Regions from separate parts of the Homo sapiens genome. Here region 2 is linked to region 1. A link is an interaction called in ENCODE POLR2A ChIA-PET data of the cell type or tissue named here. Cell type or tissue: MCF 10A. All regions are shown on one strand. Each heading gives the region's core, and the rest is flanking DNA. Links, peaks and the distances in the headings are about the cores only.

Region 1 (6,358 bases), core at 1,485-5,484:
GTTGGGTCTCAAGACATCATCTCAGCTCCATGGATGAACAGTGCTATCTACAACAGCCTACGAGTTCTTTGATGGTTGACTCTACCCTTTTATACTGTCTCCCTCCCTCTTTCCCACACCTGTCATCAGAATGCCTGCTTCTTATAGGTTCATATTCCACCAGAAGCAGGGGGATATTTCTCATTGGCTTGTATACTTTGGCATTCTAGCAGGGAAGCAAAGAATTATTTATGATACAAACTTAGGTAAAATTGAGAATCAAAGTATTCTTAGGACTAGGTCAAGCCAACTACTACAAAGTCATCTTTAAAAATTTATTCAAATTATGTGTTTTAAACTCAATTATACTCAGTACCTGAACCCCAGAATATTCAATGTTAACCTCATTTCCATTTTTTTTTTTTTTTTGAGGCAGAGCTTCGCTCTTATTGCAGGCTGGAGTGCAATGGTGCCATCTCGGCTCACCACAACCTCCACCTCCCAGGTTCAAGTGATTCTCCTGCCTCAGCCTCCTGAATAGCTGGGATTACAGGCATGTGCCACCATGCCCAGCTAATTTTGTATTTTTAGTAGAGATGGGGTTTCTTCATGTTGGTCAGGCTGGTCTCAAACTCCCAAACTCAGGTGATCCACCCGCCTCAGCCTCCCAAAGTGCTGGGATTACAGGCATGGGCCACCATGCCCGGCCTCATTTCCTTTTTCTCAAAAAGAGATAAACATTATTACATTTTAAGGAAATTTCTGTAGATCTATTTTTTTTCCCTTGAGAAAGGGTCTCACTCTGTTGCTGAGGCTGGAGTATAGGGGCATGATCACAGCTCACTGCAGTCTCCACCTCCCAGGCTCAGGCGATTATCCCACCTCGGCCTCCCGTGTAGCTGGGACTACAGGTGTTTGGCAGTGTGCCTGGCTAATTTTTGTATTTTTTGTAGAGATGGGGTTGTGCCATGTTGCCCAGGCTGGTCTTGAACTCCTGGGCTCAAGTGATCCTCCCGCCTCAGCCTCCCAAAGTGCTGGGATTACAGGCCTGAGCCACTGTGCTCAGCTAATCTATAATTTCATAATCTCTGTTGATATATACATAAGGAGAATTGTTATGATTACAATTGGCTTTGGATCTTCCCAATTAACTTGCAGTCCAACAACTCAAGTAGGGCTGAGGACTAGTATAGCAATGAGTTATGACTGATAACTTAAGATTTGACAAAAACTTTAGCATAGGTAGGTGCTTCACAATTGATTTTTAACTAATATGTACAATTTCTTATAAATAAAGTTGAAAACTTATATATGCATTACAAATAATGCTGAAACAGCATGAAATGCCATTATAGAGGTGAATGCAACCTGCTTTGGGAGCACAGAAGAAGTAAATCCCTGCTGTGGAAGTCAGGTAGCCCTTTACCAAAGAGGCAATGTTGAAGCCGGTGTAGAGCAACAAGCAGGAGATCCAGGTGGAAAAAGGTAAACAACGTTTTAGGCAGTATGTGAAAAAGCATAGAAGTGTGACGTAGAATCTCCACAGACCAGTAGGAAGTTTGATGTGACTAGAACTTAAAGTAACAGGAGAAAAATTGGGAAGTTAGACTGTGAATGTCAGGTTGAGATGATTACACTTTGTCCTGTATTGTCATTTAAGGGAAAATAATGAAGGTGTTTCATTTGGGCAGTGACATGATCAGATCTTTCTCTTTGGGAATATCTCTGCTGTGGATTAGCAGTTCAAGACACTAGACTCAAGAAAACCACATAGGGGTTCCTGCAATAGTTCACACCAGAAATGTGGAAAGTCTGGACCAGGGGTGTCCAATCTTTTGGCTTCCCTGGGGCACACTGGAAGAAGAAAAATTGTCTTGGGCCACACATGTAATGTACCAAGACTAACAATAGCTGGTGAGCTAAAAAAAAATCATCAAAAAAATCTCATAATGTTTTAAGAAAGTTTGTGAATTTGTGTTCGGCTGCATTCAAAGCCATCCTGGGCTGCATGTGGCATGCAGGTTGTGGGTTGGACAAGTTTGGTCTAGACTATCAGTTACTGTGGGAATGGAAAGGAGGGGTGAAGTTGGAAGGTCTTTAAGAGTTAGACTGTTACCCCCATGAGGGCAGGAACCGTGTGTGTTCTATTCAGCTTTGACCCATAAAGCTCTCTACTCCTCTGCTCCAAGTGACAAGGCCCCTTTCTGGCAAGATCCCCATCATATTCGTCTTACTACTTGGATTTTAGCATCCAGTGTAACAAGCCCATTCATTGCCTCTGGTGCTATTGGATACATATAATTGTCAAGAGTGAAGTAAGTTAAAAAAAATAGGCTAAATTTCTTCACTCATTTGTACTTTTCCATATGCTGTTTTGTTCTATATGACCATCTAGGTTATTCTGGAAGAACAGCTGTATTTTTAGTGGATGTGTATAACTTGCCCCATTTCAGAAAGTAAGCTAACACTGTGACATACTTTTTAGCAATTTTAAAAATGAAATGGATTCAAATGTACAGGTATGAAAAGATTTCCAAGAAGTACTTTTTTTGTAAAGTAAGTTATAGAACAATATGTGATAATATATTAAACAGGGAAAACATGTAAATCAAAATGATATACCTTTATGTGTTCATTTAATCATGGAAATGCTCCACAAAACAATATGAAAAGGAGTACTTCAAATTGATAAACATGGTTACCTCTGGGGTGGAGCAGAGAATTGTTCAGTTAATCCTGAATATTTTACCACAAAAAGATAAAAAAAAAAAAAGGAAGAAGGAGAAAAAGGTAAGGGGAAAGATGAGGAAGAAGAAGTAAAGCAGACAAAAGCACAGCTCTTTCAAGGCAGAACGTTCCATGCTCTATGCTTACATTTGTGAAGGGCAAAAGAAACCAGGAAGTATATCTTTGTTCACCACTGGGAAACAAGGATTTGGTTTCATGGATTATTTTTATTATAGCTGCTGAAGTTGTGAGTGATAAAGTAGTGCAATGCGTCTAATACTCAATTTTAAACTAGAATATCCATTTGTAAGCCCGGGCCTGCACTTGATTTGAATACCTATGAATGCAAGCCAACAATTTAAAATTCCACATGCGTGGTCTTCCAGTTCTAAAGCAGGAGAAATAATACTTGCCCCTAAAAAGGATGTTGAGGAGACAAATGATAGATGTAACCAAAAGAGCCGAGCTTTTTGAATTTTATATAAATATAAGCTAGGATGTCCTGGTATATATAATCTTTACATGTATGCATAAACTTAGAGACATGGGATATCTGTTACATAATGTTTACCAATTTTAAATGCACAAATTATTGTTTAGGGTAATGTTTCATAACCCTTGGGTCAATATTACCAAAAACCAACAATCAGTTCTTTCAGTTTGGGATTTCAAAAAGCCTCCTTTCAGATTTAAATTGAATAGGAAACCATTATTTTTAGTGCTTAAAAGCACGGTGGTGTCCCCTTAGAAACCTCCAATTAGTAGCAGCCATTGTCTAATTAGGTGAAAATAATAATCTATCGATTGTTATAAAAGCAAGATATTATAATTCAAGTGTGTTTCCAGATGCCAGTGAATTGCTGGAAAGCTGCAAGTTTAACTTTCCGCTCTGATAGAGTTTTAAAAGAGGTCAGGGTACATTTTACCATAGTGTCTAGCAATGTGAGTTTATTCAGACCTTTTGGCAGACATTCCTGCACACTCAAGCTAAATCAATGAATCATCCATTGTTGGCCAGCTCCGCTCTCAGTTGCTAAGAGATTTTTTCAAGCATACTGAGGCTTTATTCTACATGGTCTGTAAAAAGGGCAAACTGTATTAAATTTTAAAATGTCTCATCTTTCCTAAATTAGTAATTAAAATTTTACCCAGAACTTTAATACTGGGGCAATGGGAAAGTCTGTGTGCAGCTGGAGGCCTTTCTACTTGGGAAAATACGTGAGAAAACTTCCTGCTCATAACTCTTCAGAAATATGTGTGTGGAGGAAATGGAAACATTTAAAAAGTGGACACATGAAAAACAAAAACTCAAGGAGGAAGGTCTAAAGTCTCTTAAAGAAATATAATGTGTTTTTCTTCTTATATATTTCAAATAAAAGAGCTTTCCTTTAAATTTTATGAAATATACTCTAATTTTCCTTGTTTCTCTTTGAGTCATAAAGACCCTTGTAATATAGCATTTTATTTTAAAGCTTTAATATAATAGTTTTTAATATAAAAATTTAAAACTACCATGAAATAAAGGAATGTAATTTTTTCAGCTTGCCCTTTATGAATGTTTATAGTATATTCTGTTCTCTATATGTAATAACAGTGCTTCGTATACTCAAAAACTAAAGGAGTATATTTTTACGTGTTCTCACCACAAATAAATGATCAGTATATGAGGTAAGCCATATGCCTGATTCAGCCATTCCACAATGTATACATATTTCAAAGCATAATGCTGCATGCCATAAACATACACAATTTTTGTTAATTAAAAAATTAATTTTTTAAAAATGTATATTCTATATGTATCCTTCTTGAATATTTCAAGTTTTAAAACATAATAGTTGTTTCATTTCTTTTCTCTTTGGACTTCATGATGATTTCACATTATAGATAATCTCATAATTTATCATAGAGGTTACTATTTCATTTTGCTGAGAGGATGGGGATAATTTGGACTACAAATTTAAAAAGAGAAAGAAACCAAATGTAATGTATCTTAAAAAAATATTTTTAAGTTTATTGGATCCAGATGTAGTGATGAGGAAAGCTTCTCTTCTGTGTTTCTTAGTTTCTCAAGATAAAATTCTATTTCATAAATCTCTATGAGGACTGTATCAAATATTCTAAAAGAAGCTTTTGAGATAGAACGTGGCTTTTGGAATTGGACAGGCCTGGTTGCTCCATGTTCTAGACAGTGTGGCCTTGAACAAATTACTCCTCATCTTTGGGCTCCAACTTTCACATTTATAAAGTAAACATAATAATGCACACCACCATGGGTGGTTATGGAATTCAAATGAGGAAACATGGTAGGTAGCCCTGGCACATAGTGGGTCCTGGATAAATGTCAGTTCTTAGCTTCTTTAAAACTGTTGGAGGCTAATATCCGTGTGCTCTTAAATACAACCAAACCTCTTTAAGTTGGCAACATAAGTGTTAGGTTTTACTTCTAATTTCAAAAGAAACGTATTCGAGTGAGTGGCTGAGAGCATTCATTACATGAGGGCAGCTTGGAATAAGAGAACGGGATAGTCTTGCACCTTGGCATTCTTTCTTGCAGAGAAACAAAACATTTGTGATTCTTGGGTTCTTGTCTCCCCTCTCTGAGGCTCTCTCTTTTTCATAGAGGATTCCACCTTCTCTCAAGACTTGTATTCCAACATGCTATCTCCAGTTTACTATTCACTGCTATAAAGTAGGGCTTTTTTTTTTAGGGCACTTTTTAGATCCAGCCAAGGACCAAGTCTTTCCCAGCCAAATGCGGAGCAGGGAATGGACCATGCCTTGATACAGCCCCTGCTCCTGTTGATCCAGACCACGACTTTTTAAGACTTTAAGCTTACAGAAAAAATAAGGTGTGACCTCCATTTACATGCTTAAGCGTCCTGACACCTGTGTTTATTTAAAGGAACCATCTCCGTGTCTGTACTCACAGCCTGATGATGCATGCCGTCTATAGAACTACATACAGTGTTTTTTACAGTTAAGTTTTTTAATAGCAGGGAAAAACAAGATCTTTTCCTCAGATGCTTGACTATTTCCCTCTGTAATCTTAGGTATAGTTTCAACCCTATTTCTTTTCGGTAATATTTGTTATATTAGATGTTGGAGGCCAATATCAGCTAATAAATAGACCCATGTGGCCAATTTATTGAATTAAACTGAAGAGAATTGCTAGCATGTCTGCTGTTAGGATACAGTAGTATGAAGTGGCAGCTACATAAAACTGATTACTCTGGTGGCCCCTGCATAAAGGGAGAAGGCCTCATACAACTCAACAGTGATATCAGCAAAATAACATGTCTATCCTTGTCAAGAGAGAAAACAGGGTTGAAAATGACAGAATGAAGATGTAATACTCAGGCTTTCTAGGGCGGATTGTAGAGTCTGGCAAAAATGAAGCAAAACAAAACCCAAAGGAAAGAAGTTTAGATTTAATGCCTAAAGAAATGGCGTTCCCTCAAAGAAAGTCCACATGAACTGACTTAAGTTGCAGTGATGGGTCAGTGAGAACAGTACATATAGCAACTCCTGTGGCCTTCTGTTAGAGCTTCACCTTACAATTGTAATTTTTATATAACTCAACTTGAGAGAGAGAGAGAAAGACAGAGAATTTCCCTCACTTTCTGAATCATGGCTCAGAAGTGTGTTATAAAAC
Region 2 (6,358 bases), core at 1,427-5,426, 210 kb before region 1:
ATGACCAGAAGGTAGGCAAAGTAACCTTTCCAGAGATCAGAGGTGGTTTTTAACCCACTCATCTAGACAAGAGTTTGGCTATTCCCCATGGGTAAAAGCTGACAGACCAGCCATGCCCAAGATACAGCTGAGTTTCTATAAGAGGTAACCACCCAGGCAGGCCAAAGGAGGTTGTCCTGGAAGGCTTCCCTGGCCCACATGGAAATCAACCCATACAGGAGTTAGAATTACGCATTTGATTGTTTTTGTTGGCTCTGCACATCTTACCTTGAATGCCTCCTCCTTTTGTCCATGTATATTTAATTTGCTGTCCTGTCACAGCTGAATCCAGATTCCTCTCTGTCTAATGAACTTAATAATTGTGCCGTGGGTGTCTACAGACGGTAATCAGAGCCTCTTTGGTTCATTGAAACGTCATACCACCACCAAGTTCCTGCTTTTCATGCTGTCTTGTTTGGACAGAAAGTCGACTTATTTGTTTATTTGTATTCTACTTTGTTTCAAAACACATAATATGTCCAATACACTATTTTTTAAGAAAAGAAAATGGGGATAAGAGAAAAATAGGGTATAGAAATAAGATTAAGCCAGTAATGAGGTTAACACACAAGATATATGCTACCTAAAGTTTTATGTACTTAGTACATTAAGGGTAGTCCACAAATTTGGTTCTGAGTTTCCTAGTGACCAATGCAAAGTGCGTTATTAGGTACAAGTGTAAAGTAACATTCTTAGTTTTTTGGGTTTTGTGTTTTGTTTTTGAGACAGACTCTCACTTCGTCACCCAGGCTGGAGTATAGTGGCGTGATCTTGGCTCACTGCAACCTCCACCTCCCAGGTTCAAGCGATTCTTGTGCCTCAGCCTCCCAGGTAGCGGGAACTACTACTATTGCTACTAATTTTTTGTATTTTTAGTAGAGACAGGGTTTCGCCATGTTGGCCAGGCTGGTCTCGAACTCCTGGACTCAAGTAATCCACCCACAGCCTCCTAAGGTAGGAATTACAGTCGTGAACAACCATGCCTGGCCACATTCTTGGTTTTCTTGAGGAATGAAAGGAGAGAAATTGCAGTGGGTCTGAATATATATATTCAGCTGAGAAAACAACAACAACAACAACTATCCTACTGTAATCTAATGGACTTGAGAACTGAATCCTGACTAATATCAGGTGTCAGACAATTTTCCAATACATTCCAAAGACAGTAGTTTCCTTCATTCACATGAACTCCCTTGAGCCACTTGGTCCCCTGTGGACTGTTGTTCTTCTCTCCAGAGGGGCACTTGTCCTTTCTCAAAGCCATAAGCCCAGGGAAGAATGCTACTTTGTTCAAGTTATTTTTGATTCTTTTGGAACTTCCTAAAACTCCTGTCATGTGGTTCCAAGTTTAACCATAGTCATTTTGGACATGATTTTGTTTCCACAATGATGTATGTCAGCAACCACAGAGTGAGCTTCTTGTATTTTTACATCAATCTGATACCCTTTGTTTATTTGTTCCTCAGGTTTCACTTTCACTTATGTAATGGGTTATGGCATTTTTTGGTCATTACCTCATCTGGGATCTCCTTTTTCTTTGTACCTCCTGATGCGTCATCTTCTTGACTCTACTCCCTTGGATCTCTTGGATACAATGCCCTCAGCTGGTGGGTGGGAATGGGTGGGAGCCAGATTGCATGAGGACTCCTCCACCCTTCCCCACAGAAGAGCTGCCTGGGTTTGTCACCAAGTCATTTTCCATACTCATTCTTTTGGCATCCCTCAGAAAGCACATTGGCTTAAAACTACATCAGCTACCAAAAGCATCAGGGTTAGGCAGGCCTGGAAGAACCTAAGCTCCACTTCTAAGTTGGGCAGGGGTACAGGCAGCGTTTCTTGAACTCAAGAGTTACACTGGCCCTTTTCCCAGAGAATCTGTAGCTGGAAGTGCTCAGTCCCCTACACATACCCCTGTTCAAGCCTATGACACAGGTGGATCTTGAAGGAAACACATGTCTCAAAATATGAGCATTCCTTGGTTTAGGGCTCATTTTCCTGAGGTCATCCATATTGCCATATACAGCTGTCTACCTGAACATCTAATGGGCATCTTGAGCTTAACATGTCCAGAACAGGACTCCTATTTCATGTTCCCATCCCACCCCTACCCAAGCGTTACTCTTCTATTCTTCATCTTGGAAAATGGCACCACTGTTTGCCCAGCTGCTCAATCCAGAAAACAGGAATGATACTTGATCCCTCCTTCCCTTTCCTTCATCTTTTCTGTTGTCTCCATCAAATACAATGTTTCTATTTTCAAAACATATCTAAATCCATACACTTCTCTCCATACTCATGGCTATCACCCTAGCCCAAGCTGCTGTTGTCTCTTGCATGGACAACTGAAGTTACTAACTAGACTCCCTGCTTCCATTCTTGCCCCCACTACATTCTATTTCCAGAGTAGCCAGGGTGACAGAGCACATCACTCCTGTGCCTGAAACTCTCCAATGACTTTCTGTTGCTCTCAAATTTATTTAAAAATAAAAAAAAATCCCATTGTTCTTGCCTACCTCTCAAACCACATCTTATACCACTCTCCAACCACATCTTATACCACTCTCCATGTCACTCACTCAGCCCAGACCCATTGACTTCTTTTTCTCAAAAACACCAAGTGATTTCTCACTCAGGGCCTTGGTATGTGCTGTATCTTCACTTGGAATACTTTCACTTCACTTCTTACTGAGGTCTCACTTCTTCAGTGAAATCCTATTCCCAAGTTGCTATTAAGTAGCCCTTTTATTTCCTTCATAGCACTTCTTATAATTCAAAAGTATCTCATTTTAATTTGTAAATTTGTTTATTATTTGTCATTTTTGTCCAGAACACAAACTCAAAGAAGAACTTTGTTTTGTTCACCTCTGTATTTCTACTGAATATTTTTTAAAACGAATAAATATATGAAGTAAAGGACAAGCAAATGCTAAAGGACTTGTGTCAATCCAACTCAAAGAACATTATTAGGCATCTAACAGGCACTTGCCAGGTGCTGTAGTTTCAAAGATCAAACTAATCAGCTTCTTATCCTTAATTCTGGAAACATTATCTCTAAATATTGCCTTTTTCACATTGGGTTTTTTCTTCCTGTCCCCTTAACATCTCATGTTTCTCATTTATTTGTGCCTCTGCCCTTTTGCTGGGTAATTTCTTCACATTTATCTTCCATTTCCTTAATTCTCTCTTTACCTGTGTCTTCTCTACTTAGACTCATTCGCTGTGTTTCTAACTTTGATGATTGTATATTTTGATTTCTGTAAGTAGTATTTGGTTCTTTCTTCATTCTCCTTGGTCTTTTTATATGTTATTTATTCCTTTTCCATATTCGTATTTCTCTTATATTTCTTTTAAATTTAAAACAATTTATATAGAATAACTGTTATGTAAAGTCTAATTCTGTTCATTGTGGTTTCTGCTGGCTCTCACTCATGGTAGCTTGTTTCCTAGTATGGTTTGTAATTTCAAATTGTGATCTCGTATTCAGTGGGGCTTTGTTTGTTACACTCCTATGAGGCCTGGGTGGCTGTCCCTCCGATAAGATCTGCTTCTGCCAGGTACCCTGGGGTGGTATCAACCTGAGGCCAGTTTAAACTGATTTTTTCAACTGAGACTTCCAAGATCATGTAGGTAGTATAAATTCAAACCCTGAACCTGTGGTTAGGGAGGTGTATCTGTGATTTTAACATCTTATGAGCCCAGGCCAAGGCCAACATATTTCCCTGCTTTTCTTTATTGCAGATAAGCAGGTTTCCTTTTTTCTTTTTTTTTTTTTTCCTAGTCTACCCTTTCACTGAGTACATATTTCTTTGTGAGTCTCACTTTTATGCAGGGGTCTCAGTTCCAACTCTCCATTTTTTGAAGGTACTAAGCCTTGGCTCCTGTTCTCCATAATGCCCTTTAAACTGAGCCTCAAAGTTAATAAGATAGACTTTCCAGAGCAGCAGTAGCTTTAGTGCCTGTTTACCGTGCTGGATTCCAATCCCTCGTGTGTGTGTGTGTGTGTGTGTGTGTGTGTGTGTGTGTGTCCCCTTGGGGGTTTCTCCAATTTACATGAGAGTTGACTAGGCATTTGAAAGTATACTTTATCTATAATATCCAGGCATTTTGTCTGCCTTATAGCTAGAAACACAATACTTCCTTCCTTCTATGAGCATGTGATGTCATTCTGGGAGACATTCATCTAATCACCTACATTTATTATTTTTTCTGTGCTAAGCAGTAATAATCAGGTACACATATGAACATGATGAGAAGCATGCCTATAGTAATGTGAAGATACAGAGGTAAAAGAGACTAATTTCGATAGGAGATCTGGGAAGACTGCAGATAAAAAGGAGTTGGAGCTGGATAGTAATAATAATATCTTAGCTTTTATCTAGTGCTTACTCTGGACCAGCCACTGTGGCAAATACGTCAACATATATGGTCACCTTATCCTTACAACAAAGCATACAATTGGTACTATTCTTATCTTCCTGATTTTATAACTGAGGTGCAGAAAATTTGAGCAATTTCCTCAGAGTATACAGAAAGTAATTGGCAGTGCCTGGATACAAATTCAGTTTGAGCCCTGATCCAAGGCTTTTTAGCTATTATGCCATGTTGTGCTCGAACAGAGAGGCATTGGGGGAGGGCATTCTATCGAAACATTCTATCCAAACATTGAAGAAAATAATGACTACCTCCTAGAATGTTGTGAGGATTATTGTGAGATAATATAAGGAAAAGCAGATAGCACAGTGCATACTACATGATAGGCACTCAATAAATGCCTACTTTCTTTCTTCTTTAACTTTTTACCACCAACTCATCCATAAATTCCTTTAGGGATGGGGCCATGCTGTATATGAAGACATGCCTTATCTCCCACAGAACCTAGCATTAATTTGTGATTGATATTTTGACTGATTCATTGATTAAATTAATATGTTAATTAGATTGTGGTTTTGGGACTTAGGTTTGTGTTGCAGTGTACTTCTTAAAGTACTTTTACATTGATTAGCTCAATTTATCAGCACATCAATCCTTAGAGGGAGGTAGGGCAGATGCCTGGCTTTAGTGATAAATGTGAATTCTACTGAGGTAGGAATAGATCAGTGCTAGGAAAAGAGTGAGTATGAACTACGTGCAACTGGATAGAAAGAACAAGAGGAGAAGCCCCCAAACGTGGGAGTCTGGGAAATCTCAAGGAGGTAGTGGCAGAAGACCAGGCTTTTGTTCTGACTGATCTCTTCAGTTCCAACCCTGTCATCAGCCAACTGAGAGAACTTGGAAAAAGTCTTCAGTTTCTCTGAGTCTTAGCTGCCTCATCATTCAGGCATCACTTCATGCTTGGATGTGGGTCTCCATGTCCATCACACTTTATCATCAGTTTTCCACATTAGACTATGACCTCCCTGAGAGCAAACGTTCCGTATTTACTTGTTGTAACTCCAGCATTTAGCACATGCTTGAGTTATAGAAGGAGCACAATATCTATTGCATAAATGATGAATGAATAATTTAGATAAAAAGAGAAAAGAGCCGGGCGTGGTGTCTCACGCCTGTAATCCCAGCACTTTGGGAGGCTGAGGCGGGTAGATCACGAGGTCAGGAGATCAAGACCATACTGGCTAACATGGTGAAACCCTGTCTCTACTAAAAATACAAAAAAAATTAGCCGGGTGTGGTGGCAGGTGCCTGTAGTCCCAGCTACTCGGGAGGCTGAGGCAGGAGAATGGTGTGAACCTGGGAGGCGGATCTTGCAGTGAGCTGAGATAGCGCCACTGCACTCCAGCCTGGGTGACTGAGCAAGACTCTGTCTCAAAAAAAAAAAAAAAAAAAAAAAGAGAGAGAGAGAAAAGAGGAGAGGAGAAACAAGGTCAATGTCATAGATGCAGACCTAAGGTACCACGAGAGGAAGCAAATAGGAAACAAGCTGAGCCAGAGAGATGGTCCTGCCCATAATGGGGCATTTAATGAGGTGGATACTATCATGTCTGATTATGAACTTAAAGAGTCACGGGCTTCCCCAGTGACTTTAATAGCAGCCTGTCCTTTCTATTTGTTTAGCCCAACTTCATTTTTGGAGATAGCACAAAAGTGAATTTTAGCCCTGGCTTTACCCAAAAGGCCACATATTCCAGAGAGTTGAGAAGGCTGAATTAGTGGGGTATGTATTAGTGAGATTTTACACTGTTGAGGTGTTGCAGTGTACTTTGTGAACATGGCCATAATCAGTATTCATCTGCACAATAAGCCTCCATTCCTTTGGGATCCCTTTTTTCTCACTCTTCAAGGTCCTTGTTCAAAGGCCAGCTTCTATACTTGCTTGTAAAAT

The links. Peaks named below come from ENCODE experiments on the same cell type or tissue, not always from the same donor. Only the 100,000 strongest peaks of a DNase experiment are listed, where the experiment ranks them.
Region 2: POLR2A ChIA-PET joins it to region 1 with 5 read pairs; 3 of 35 experiments call an interaction of 5 or more read pairs at or near these places.

The regions. Positions count from the first base shown.
Region 1 is chr1:85,404,688-85,411,045 of GRCh38, reverse strand. The region is part of intron 1 of DDAH1 (dimethylarginine dimethylaminohydrolase 1); the gene reads left to right. Among named protein-coding and RNA genes, the nearest start is that of DDAH1, 57 kb to the left of the region's middle. In MCF 10A, for the core only: no CTCF peak of the experiment used is centred there; a DNase peak (open chromatin) is centred at 3,695.
Region 2 is chr1:85,618,423-85,624,780 of GRCh38, reverse strand. LOC112268231 (a long non-coding RNA gene) reads right to left here and starts at 5,860. Exons shown (of 2, transcript XR_002958331.2): 1 at 1-5,860. RefSeq lists an enhancer at 1,381-1,675. In MCF 10A, for the core only: no CTCF peak of the experiment used is centred there; no DNase peak of the experiment used is centred there.